2 separate regions of the Mus musculus genome follow, and region 2 is linked to region 1. Evidence: chromatin loops called from intact Hi-C (ENCODE). Cell type or tissue: left cerebral cortex. All regions are shown on one strand. Each heading gives the region's core, and the rest is flanking DNA. Links, peaks and the distances in the headings are about the cores only.

What was found. Peaks named below come from ENCODE experiments on the same cell type or tissue, not always from the same donor. Only the 100,000 strongest peaks of a DNase experiment are listed, where the experiment ranks them.
Region 2: it touches region 1 in a loop (2.3-fold over the local background); 1 of 42 quality-filtered maps calls a loop at or near these places.

The regions. Positions count from the first base shown.
Region 1 is chr10:43,572,628-43,577,021 of GRCm38, forward strand. No RefSeq gene overlaps it. Among named protein-coding and RNA genes, the nearest start is that of Cd24a, 4.3 kb to the right of the region's middle. In left cerebral cortex, for the core only: a CTCF peak has its summit at 2,483 (motif pointing right); a DNase peak (open chromatin) is centred at 2,498.
Region 2 is chr10:43,664,532-43,668,925 of GRCm38, forward strand. No RefSeq gene overlaps it. Among named protein-coding and RNA genes, the nearest start is that of Gm34481, 7.9 kb to the left of the region's middle. In left cerebral cortex, for the core only: no CTCF peak of the experiment used is centred there; DNase peaks (open chromatin) are centred at 2,583, 3,355 and 3,596; H3K4me3 peaks cover 292 bases.

The sequences.
Region 1 (4,394 bases), core at 301-4,300:
TCAGAACACAAACAGCACCAGGGAAACCCACAACATAAATTTTCCTTCTTTTGAGTTTGTATGTCTATCTGTTTATACCAGTTTTGGAGAGGCTATAGGTTAGGTATCTTCTTCCTCTATTACTCTTTTTTTTTTTTTTTTTTTTTAAAGATTTATTTATTATATGTAAGTTCACTGTAGCTGTCTTCAGACACACCAGAAGAGGGAGTCAGATCTTGTTATGGATGGTTGTGAGCCACCATGTGGTTGCTGGGATTTGAACTCTGGACCTTTGGAAGAGCAGTCAGGTGCTCTTACCCACTGAGCCATCTCACCAGCCCCCTCTATTACTCTTTATCTTATTATTTATTCCCGTGATCCATAGACTGGCTCTGAACCATGCCATTTCAGAATGGTTGTCTGGCTAATGAACTCCTGCATTCTGTCTGTAGCCCATTCTGGCACTGAGGTCATGGTATTCCTTCTGCCTCAGTCTTCTGAGGCCTGGAATAACACTCTGGTACTTCCAAGGTTTAAAAACTTTTTTTTTTGATATGTATGGGTGTTTTGTCTGTATATACTTTGTCTATGTATGCTTAGTGCCCATGGAGATGGTGAGAAGGTGTCAGAGGCCCAAGACCTGGAGTAACAGAAGCTTGTAAGCTACCAAGTAGGTGCTGCAAATTGAACCTGGGTCCTCTGGAAGAGCAGCCGGCAATCTGAACCACTGAATCATCTCTTCAACTCCAGATCTTACTTTTTAAAAAAACAAGATTTATTTTTTTATTTACCTTATGAGTACTCTATCTGCATACTCAGAAATCCGCCTGCCTCTGCCTCCCGAGTGCTGGGATTAAAGGCGTGTGCTGATCTTACTTTTTTTAACTTACTAATTTATCATGAGCTGAAAATGGTGGTGAATGCCTTTATTTCTAACACTTGAGAGGCAGAGGAAGGAGTATTTCTGTGAGTTCAAGGCCAGACTGGACTACGTACTGAGTTCCAGGAAAGTCGGGATACATAGAGAAAAATCTCACTCAAAAAACAAAACAAACAATCAAAGTTTAAGGTCTCTTTAGCTATGTCAAAGCCAGAGTACACGAGACCCTGTTTAAAACAGAAAAAGAAAAAGAAGAAGAAAAAGGAAAAGAAAATGTTGTGGGTGCAGAGGTGGCTTAGCAGTTACGAGCACTGGCTGCTCTTCCAGAGGACCCAGGCTCACAGCCATCTCCAGCTCTGTGGGGTTTGGTATCCGCTGGCTTCCTTGGGCACTGCACCTGTGTCATGCATAGACATGCATGCAGATAACACCCATTCACATAAAATAATAAAATATGCACTCCAGGGCAGACCCCATGTCCAGGAGTAACTGGCCAAACAAGCTGAACTCCATGGGTAAACAGGGTCGTCTAGAGTCCATCACTGGGGTGCTTGCTGCAGGCCCGATGGCCATGAGTTTGATCCCCCTGGAAAAAGACCTGACTCCTGTAAGCTCTTCTCTGCATCCGCATGTCCCCTTGCCCAACAAATAAATAAATGCATGTAAAAATAAAATAGGTTAAGAATTTACCATAGTGATATCTTCACGTAACACACATACATATACATACACATATAGCATATATACACATAATACATATAATATATAAAGAATATAATGTCCTTTTGCACTCTTTAGTGACTTTATATTATTTAATAGTATAGATATGTTAATTTCTCTAACTAGGTCTCGGTTTTTGGATAGTTAAGTGTTTTTCAGCCTGTTACCAAACAGCAACTAATTATTGCACATTACTCTGTACAAGTCAGTTTTATTATAGTTGATGTTTTGAGACAGAGTTTCTCTGTGTAGCCCTGGCTGTCCTGGAACTCATTCTGCTGACCAGGCTGGCCTCCAACTCAGATCCACCCGCCTCTGCCTCCCAAGTGCTGGGATTAAAGGGTGTGCCCCCACCAGGCTGTACAAATATATCTTTGGACTAAATTTAGCATTAGAATTGGCAGAGGGAGACATGCTGTATTAACACCAATAGATGCATCCTTTCCTACAGATCTAAAAGCGTTTTCTCATATCCCTGCAGGACAACACTTCCTAAAACTCTGAACTCACAGTTTGACCAAAGGCATTAAGAGGGTGCCTTCTTTTTATTTAATTCCCTTAAACAGTAGCAACTTCCACACAGGGACACTTCAGCATGGGCCACCTTACTCAGTTTGCATCTAAACATAGTCTGGACTGTTTCTATTTACAGCTGTTTTCTTGTTGGGTGAAGCTGACCATCTGGGAGAAATTGAAAAAAAAAAAAAGCTATAGGAGAAAAAACCCCATAACTCTAAAAGAAACTCACTGTGGCTTATTAGCTTCCAGAGGATCAAAAATTCAGGATTTTTTTTTAAAAACAAAATTCAGGGCTTTTTGTTAGATGAAAAATATATCATCTCTGTCTAAATCTACTTATTATTTTGACAATGAGCGTTAATAATCCATGTGGCCAGCAGAGGGCAGCACATCCCCATAGAGTGTCCAGGAGACGCCTTCAGCAGGGACTTTGGACCACATTAGCAAGAATACTAACCCACTTTGTCACTTCCCCGCCTCCAGGCTTGGGGCTGGTGAAAGAGAGGAACAAAGCTTGCCTAAAAGACCAAGACAAACTGAAGAACTGAATGCCAGCTAAGTGCAGGGCAGCATAGAAACAGGAAAGAAAGAAGTATTGTAAAACCAGCATCATTAAGTAGAAGGGGATTTTAATTAAATGTGATTATTTCAGGCACTGTTTACACAGCAAAGCCCAGAAAGTATACTTTATTGTATTAATATCTCACTTCACATCCATTTTGCTAAAAATGTCAAATAATTTAGCTCTGTATTTAATCTTCTATTTTCCTAAAAATAAGACTTATCTTTTAAAAATCAAAATGCAGGTTAACCATATACTTTAATGTTAGTCCATTTATCCAATACTGAGTGCCAGGAGGAGAGGACATGGGGTGGACATAGTCTCTGCATTCCTGCCCTCACTCCCACGTACTGGGGATTGAACCCAGGGCCTTGTACACGCTAGGCCAGTTGTAGTACTGAGCTACATCCTCCGCCCTGACTCCTGTTTTTTTGTTTTGTTTTGTTTTTGTTTTGTTTTTTTTCAGCAAAGCAGAAAGGACTGGAAACCTGGGTCAGGAAGCTTTGTAACTTCAGAGGTGGTATCATAACTGGTTCTGCGGCTGGGGCCAGATTTCTTAACATCTCTGTTTTATTTCAGAATAAAAAACAATACGGATGCGCTGTCAACCTCACAGACCCACACACAAAACACCATGTGAGGGCGGGCATTTCGGGCCACACAGCCACACAGATGGCTTAACAGGAAGACAGCCCGATGACTTGAGTCTGAATTCTGCAATCCACTTGGTAGCAAGACAACACAGTCCTCTGACTGTCACATGTGTGCTGTGGCACATGTAGACCCCCCTCCTCCTCCCCCAATGATAAAAGTAAGAAAGCAAGTAAGTAAATAAGTAAATGGGCAAGGAGAGGAAAGGAAAAAAGAAACACAAAGATATGCAAAGATGCTGCTGGGGGAAAAGGAGTATGATTTAAAGAGCCACAGCATAACATAATGCCCACGGCAACAGCAGAGGCAGCTTGCTGTGTCCTGTGAGCCAGCACTCTGCTAAATGTTGGAATTAGTTCAGTTAGGGCCTTATCCTTTGCATGTGGGTCCACCAGACAGGCGTTGTACTCTAGGCGTTGGGAGGTGGGGATGCTCACGAGAAGTCAGACAGGATCCTAGGAACGGGCAGAACAGGCTGGACCCAGAGTCTCTTGAGTGCTGCACCTGTCTGGTGGCCAGCCTTCCTCTCCGTTGAGCACAGAGGAACTGTATGCCCTGCCATTACAGTCTTACCCAGGACAGGACCAACATCCAAAATGTCCAGAATGCGGTGATTTCCCCAGCGTTCTGGAGGCTGAGGCAGGAGGAATCCGAGTTCAAGGCCAGCCCAAGATACACAGCGATTGTCAAACAGCAACCAGAAAGCACGTCATAGGCAATTCCATGAAAACCAGAGAAAACTGACCTTACTAGTTACCACCGTTCACACACATATTAATACATGAACAATCAGTTTCAAAACCACTCCATGCTACAGCTTCTCCAGAAAGTGTAAATTGGTCATGTTCTAAAGAAGAACTGGGGTTAACGTTAAGATTCCTTCTAGTGGCAGCTTGAGCTCTTGTTGCCTAAGAGAAAAGCGAACCGTGGAAAGCTGGAGGAGCAGGACAGCTCACCAGCAGCCAGCTCAGAGCGGGGCTCTTACACTTGAGGCTTCAGGGGTCATAGGTCAGGACACCCCCTTCTGGGCACAGAATGGCCAACATCCTGCAAACACAGAATCGGTCCGTTCCCCGGGAGATT
Region 2 (4,394 bases), core at 246-4,245, 92 kb after region 1:
GGAAGACTTCCCCGAGGAAGTCCCTTGGCCGAGCATTGAGAGTGAGGAGGCTCTTGACAGGCTCTTGATGGGGACCCAAAGGACAGCTGTAGAACTTTCAGGACTAGCCCAGAGGGGAGGCTATGAAGGGACTTGGCTTGTGTGATGGAATGGGGTGGGCATTATCAAGAACTTTGTGCTACAGAAGTTGTTCAAATTTAGTGAAAAGCTTATGGAATTGTCAGGAAACCTTTGAGGTTTTGAAAGAGCACACGGGCATCTGTATTTGATGGACAGGTTGAGGAGAAAGGTGTTGCAGTGACTATCCAGAAAACTACCGACGGAGACTATCAGAGCATTTAGGAGGTGCTTGTAACACCCAGATATAAAACTCTAGGAACCTGAGAACAACTAGCAACATTGGGTTGGAAGGAAGGAGACCCATTTAATGAACAGTTATGATGTACCTCTGTGAACTCACTGAATGGCTGGCTAGATAAGAACAAAGAGTCCTGCTTTGGATGACAGAGCACGTGGTGATGTGTGTGACTGAGATAAGATCTATAAGGCAAGGAGCCAGTCTGGGGAACAAAGGGAATGATAAGACCAGGAAATGCCAACGGGTTCAATAGATTCTGTTGGTGTTCTTACAGGGCCTGGGAAGGGCTGAATTTCTCCCACTTTATCTCATTCATGTTGACAGTCTAGTGGTCAGTCCCTTGGAAAGTGCTCTAACTTGAAAACAAGGTCTTTGCATATATAACGAAGCTGAGGTCTTATACGAGGCAGGTCGTGCCTTTACACAAATGGGGAAATTTGAATGCAGAGATAATCATGCACATTGGAGAACATTGTGTGTGGATGGGGGCAGAGACCAGATGGAACCAAGAAACTGCCGGAAGCAAGAACAAGTTGCCAAAGATCTTCCCCCGTTAACTGTCAAGTCCCTGACCTTAGTTTGGGACCTCTGGCCTCTAAAACTGTAGGAATAATTTCATTTTCCTGAGCTATATGATGTATGGTGCATGACACTTTCCTACCACAACCCTTCCTACCAAACACAGTGCCCAGATCTCCTGCTAGAGCTGTCTGGTTCTTTGCTATGCAGACCACGGCCAGAGAGAAGCAGGAGGGTCAACGGGAGAGCCAGTTGTCTACAACAGTATGGTGGGTGTTTGCCATTTCTATCTGTTGGAACCCTGCTCTCAAGGTCGCAATGCCCCTTGACTGGATGGTTCTCTGACCTCAGTACAAAATGGAGGACTCCCATTCTCTGGAGGGCTCCCCTTTCTCTGCCTGACCTTGCCTGGAGAGTATCCCTGAGTACAGACGCCAGGCCTTATCTGAAGAATGACCTTCTGTAGAGCTGTTTAGCTCAGCTCACAAGACCCGGTCTGGCTTCCCGCTCGCCCGCATGATAGTTAGGTACTGTATTGTGACCACCTACACCCCTAAAAGCCCTTGTATACTCTAATCCTGGAACAATCAAGTGCTGTCTCGCTGCAGTGGTCTCTGGAAGTCCATTGGCCACACTCACAGCCATCTAAACCCTGCTCACCGCCTCCACTCCCTTTGTCCTCTCGGGCCAGTGGCCAGTGACCCCCAGGGAGAAGGGAGACCCACACTGTCCAACTGTTATCTCCTCTTTTGGAGAGAGACTTCTCTGCTACTTAATGTTGTGTTGGTGGGACCGAGACTTGTGGTCCCATCTTCCCTCAAGTGTGGATGGAATCTAGCCTCGGTAATGTTGCATTGGGTCCAAATTCTTACAGATCTTTGAGGAATTTTATGGCTCACTCCAGGCAGTATTCCTCAATAGGAGGCAATATTTTTTCCATTTGCCTCTGAGAGTTTGAGTTAGCACTCCATCAAAGGGATATAGTGTAAACAAAACCATAATATCAGATAAGACAGCATATGTGGAATGGGAGCTGAGAGGAGAACAGAGCATGGGGACCCAGAGGGACAAGAAAGGTGGCACCCTGGGGCCCTGCAGAAGGCAAGGGAGAAGAATGGCCTGTGACTCTGCAAGGGAACAGAGAACAAGAAAAGGGTGACATGAACACTCCAATTTTAGTTAAGCAGGGAGTGGAAACGAGGCCATTATTAGATCTGCTATCTGGGTGGCTGTGTTAATGATACATGACTCTATCACCATTACCCCAGGACAGAGCTGCTCAAAACCTCACATGTCTGTAATTCTCACAGACACTGGGGGTCAGGCATCAGAAGCAGCTCCGGCTGAGGCCTCTCACGGGGGAGGGTGTGGGTGTGGGCGTGGTCCAGCTGTCACTCAAGTTAGGGTGCATTTCTAATATGTCTAGTGGAGGAGACTTCAGTTCTCCCTCTGTGTGCTCTAACTCCATGCAAGTAAGCCAAGAAAGAGATGCAGTGTACTCTAACGTAAGTAAAGTAAAGATGGGAGGTGATAACCCACCATGTGCGCCAAGCCGCACATGAAGAAGTGAGTCCTAGTGGGTCCCCACTTCCCTAGAAGTGGGTCACTAAGTATGTCCGACTCCCCGTGGGAATGGAAACCATCTCCTTAAAAAAGTATCAACATTTACAGAGATATATTCAGAACCGGCTCAAAATCTTGGGTAGTTTCTGCCAGAGCCGTGATAGAGAAGGATGAAGTGAGGCACGCCCCCTTTCTAGAACCGTGCCTCTGAAGAAACCGGGGAGGAAGCGTAGAGACAGTTTTAAAATCTCCCATGACTTTCACTTGTTAACACAGGGCCTACACTGTATAGATTTACAGTTAGCTAACCGCTAACAGGTAGGAGACAATGGGCCCAAAGGTGTTGAACTAGCCCTGCACATTCCTGCGGACACGGGAAGGGACTCATACAATCTATCTGATTCGCATTGTATCGACCGTAGAGGAGAGCGCCGCAGTCGCCGCGACTCCCTTGGGATCTAGGGCTCACTGTTGGGTGGGGTCTGCCACCACGACGGCCCTGTTACCTAGGAGGGGCTGCTAAGCAAACAGAGCCCTGTTTTATAAGTGGAGCTGCGCATGGGGACCTCAATGGAAGAGGAATAAAGATTCACATGTGAGAGAGGGGAAGGGCAGCCGGAAGCGGGGCTGATGAAGATGAAGAGGCGCTAGGACCTGCACTTTGGTTCCACTATAAACGGGAGGAGTGGGCTTTACTTTACCAATTTTGAAACGGAAGAAACGAGCGTGCGTGTAAAATGCTGGCCAATTATAGATCTCTTCAGCAAAATTAATAATAAAGCCTAAGGGAGACATTTTAGGTAGTGGTGTGAGGGTGTGGGCTCAGTCCACCTTCTGGGAGCTGAGTCACTTCCCAACTCAGCTATCTGATGGTTTCACAAGGGTAGGCTGAACCTGACCATGGCAACCGTGTTTGCCGTAGGAAAAAGCAACCCGCTTTAGTAGTTTTGCCGAACGGAGATAGCTTTATTTCTAAACACATTTAGCAGTGGACTACTTGTTCCCGTGCAGATGTGGGGTGAAGTGTCCGTTAAAGCTATTGCTCACTGATGAGACAGTGGACGTCCAGATGCGGGGGAGTGGCACAGAGGGGATGGGCCGGAGTTCCAGTGACCAGATAGTGAGTTCCTCTTCTGTAGATTCTAGGGGTATAATTTCCTCTTTCCTCCTGTCTTGTCTAATTGCCTCATATGCAGGCTAAGGTTGTGGTATGAGACTCGTGGGAGGGGTGAGGAAGTAGCTATTCAGGGAGAGAGCAAAAATATCCAGTGTATTTTATACATTTATATTTCTAGACTTTGCTGATTTTTTTTCCTTTTTCTTTTTGCTTTGCCTATTTAAATTTTACAAGTGCTAAGACGATATTATCAGAACCAAAAGACCTTTATAACTACACTCAACTGTAAGGTTCCCTCACTTCTACCCCACCCATGGCGATCTTCAGCCTGAATCACATGATTTCAGTTCCTTGATTTCTTTTTTTTTATTGCAATTATTCCTAAAACATATGTCAGTTTTAATTGCAGCTGCCTGTGATATTACGGAAAGAGGGCTGGTAATGCTTTCCAGCTTTTTGTGTACTGAACTCTTGGTTTTGATCCAACCGCTTGACTCGTTCATTTCCCCTGCTGTCAAAATGTTTTTACCAAAGGTGTTTTGTACGTTTTAGTCACAACTTCTTTAAATGTTTAAAACAAAAATATAGAGCCAGGCATAGAAGTCCATATTCCTCTTTCCAGAGCTCATTGAAAGATAGGCCCGGCATGAAGACACACCCCCAGTCTGAGACACACAGCTAATACTGTCTCAAAATAAAACTTCAATTTAATGTAATCAGACAAAGGATACCAGGTTTATCTGCAGACTGTTAAAAGACAGTTTATATAGTACTTGTGTAGGGAGTAAGTTCGTTATCCTGTGTCATCTTTATAGGTTGTTTTTTTCAGCATCGGTA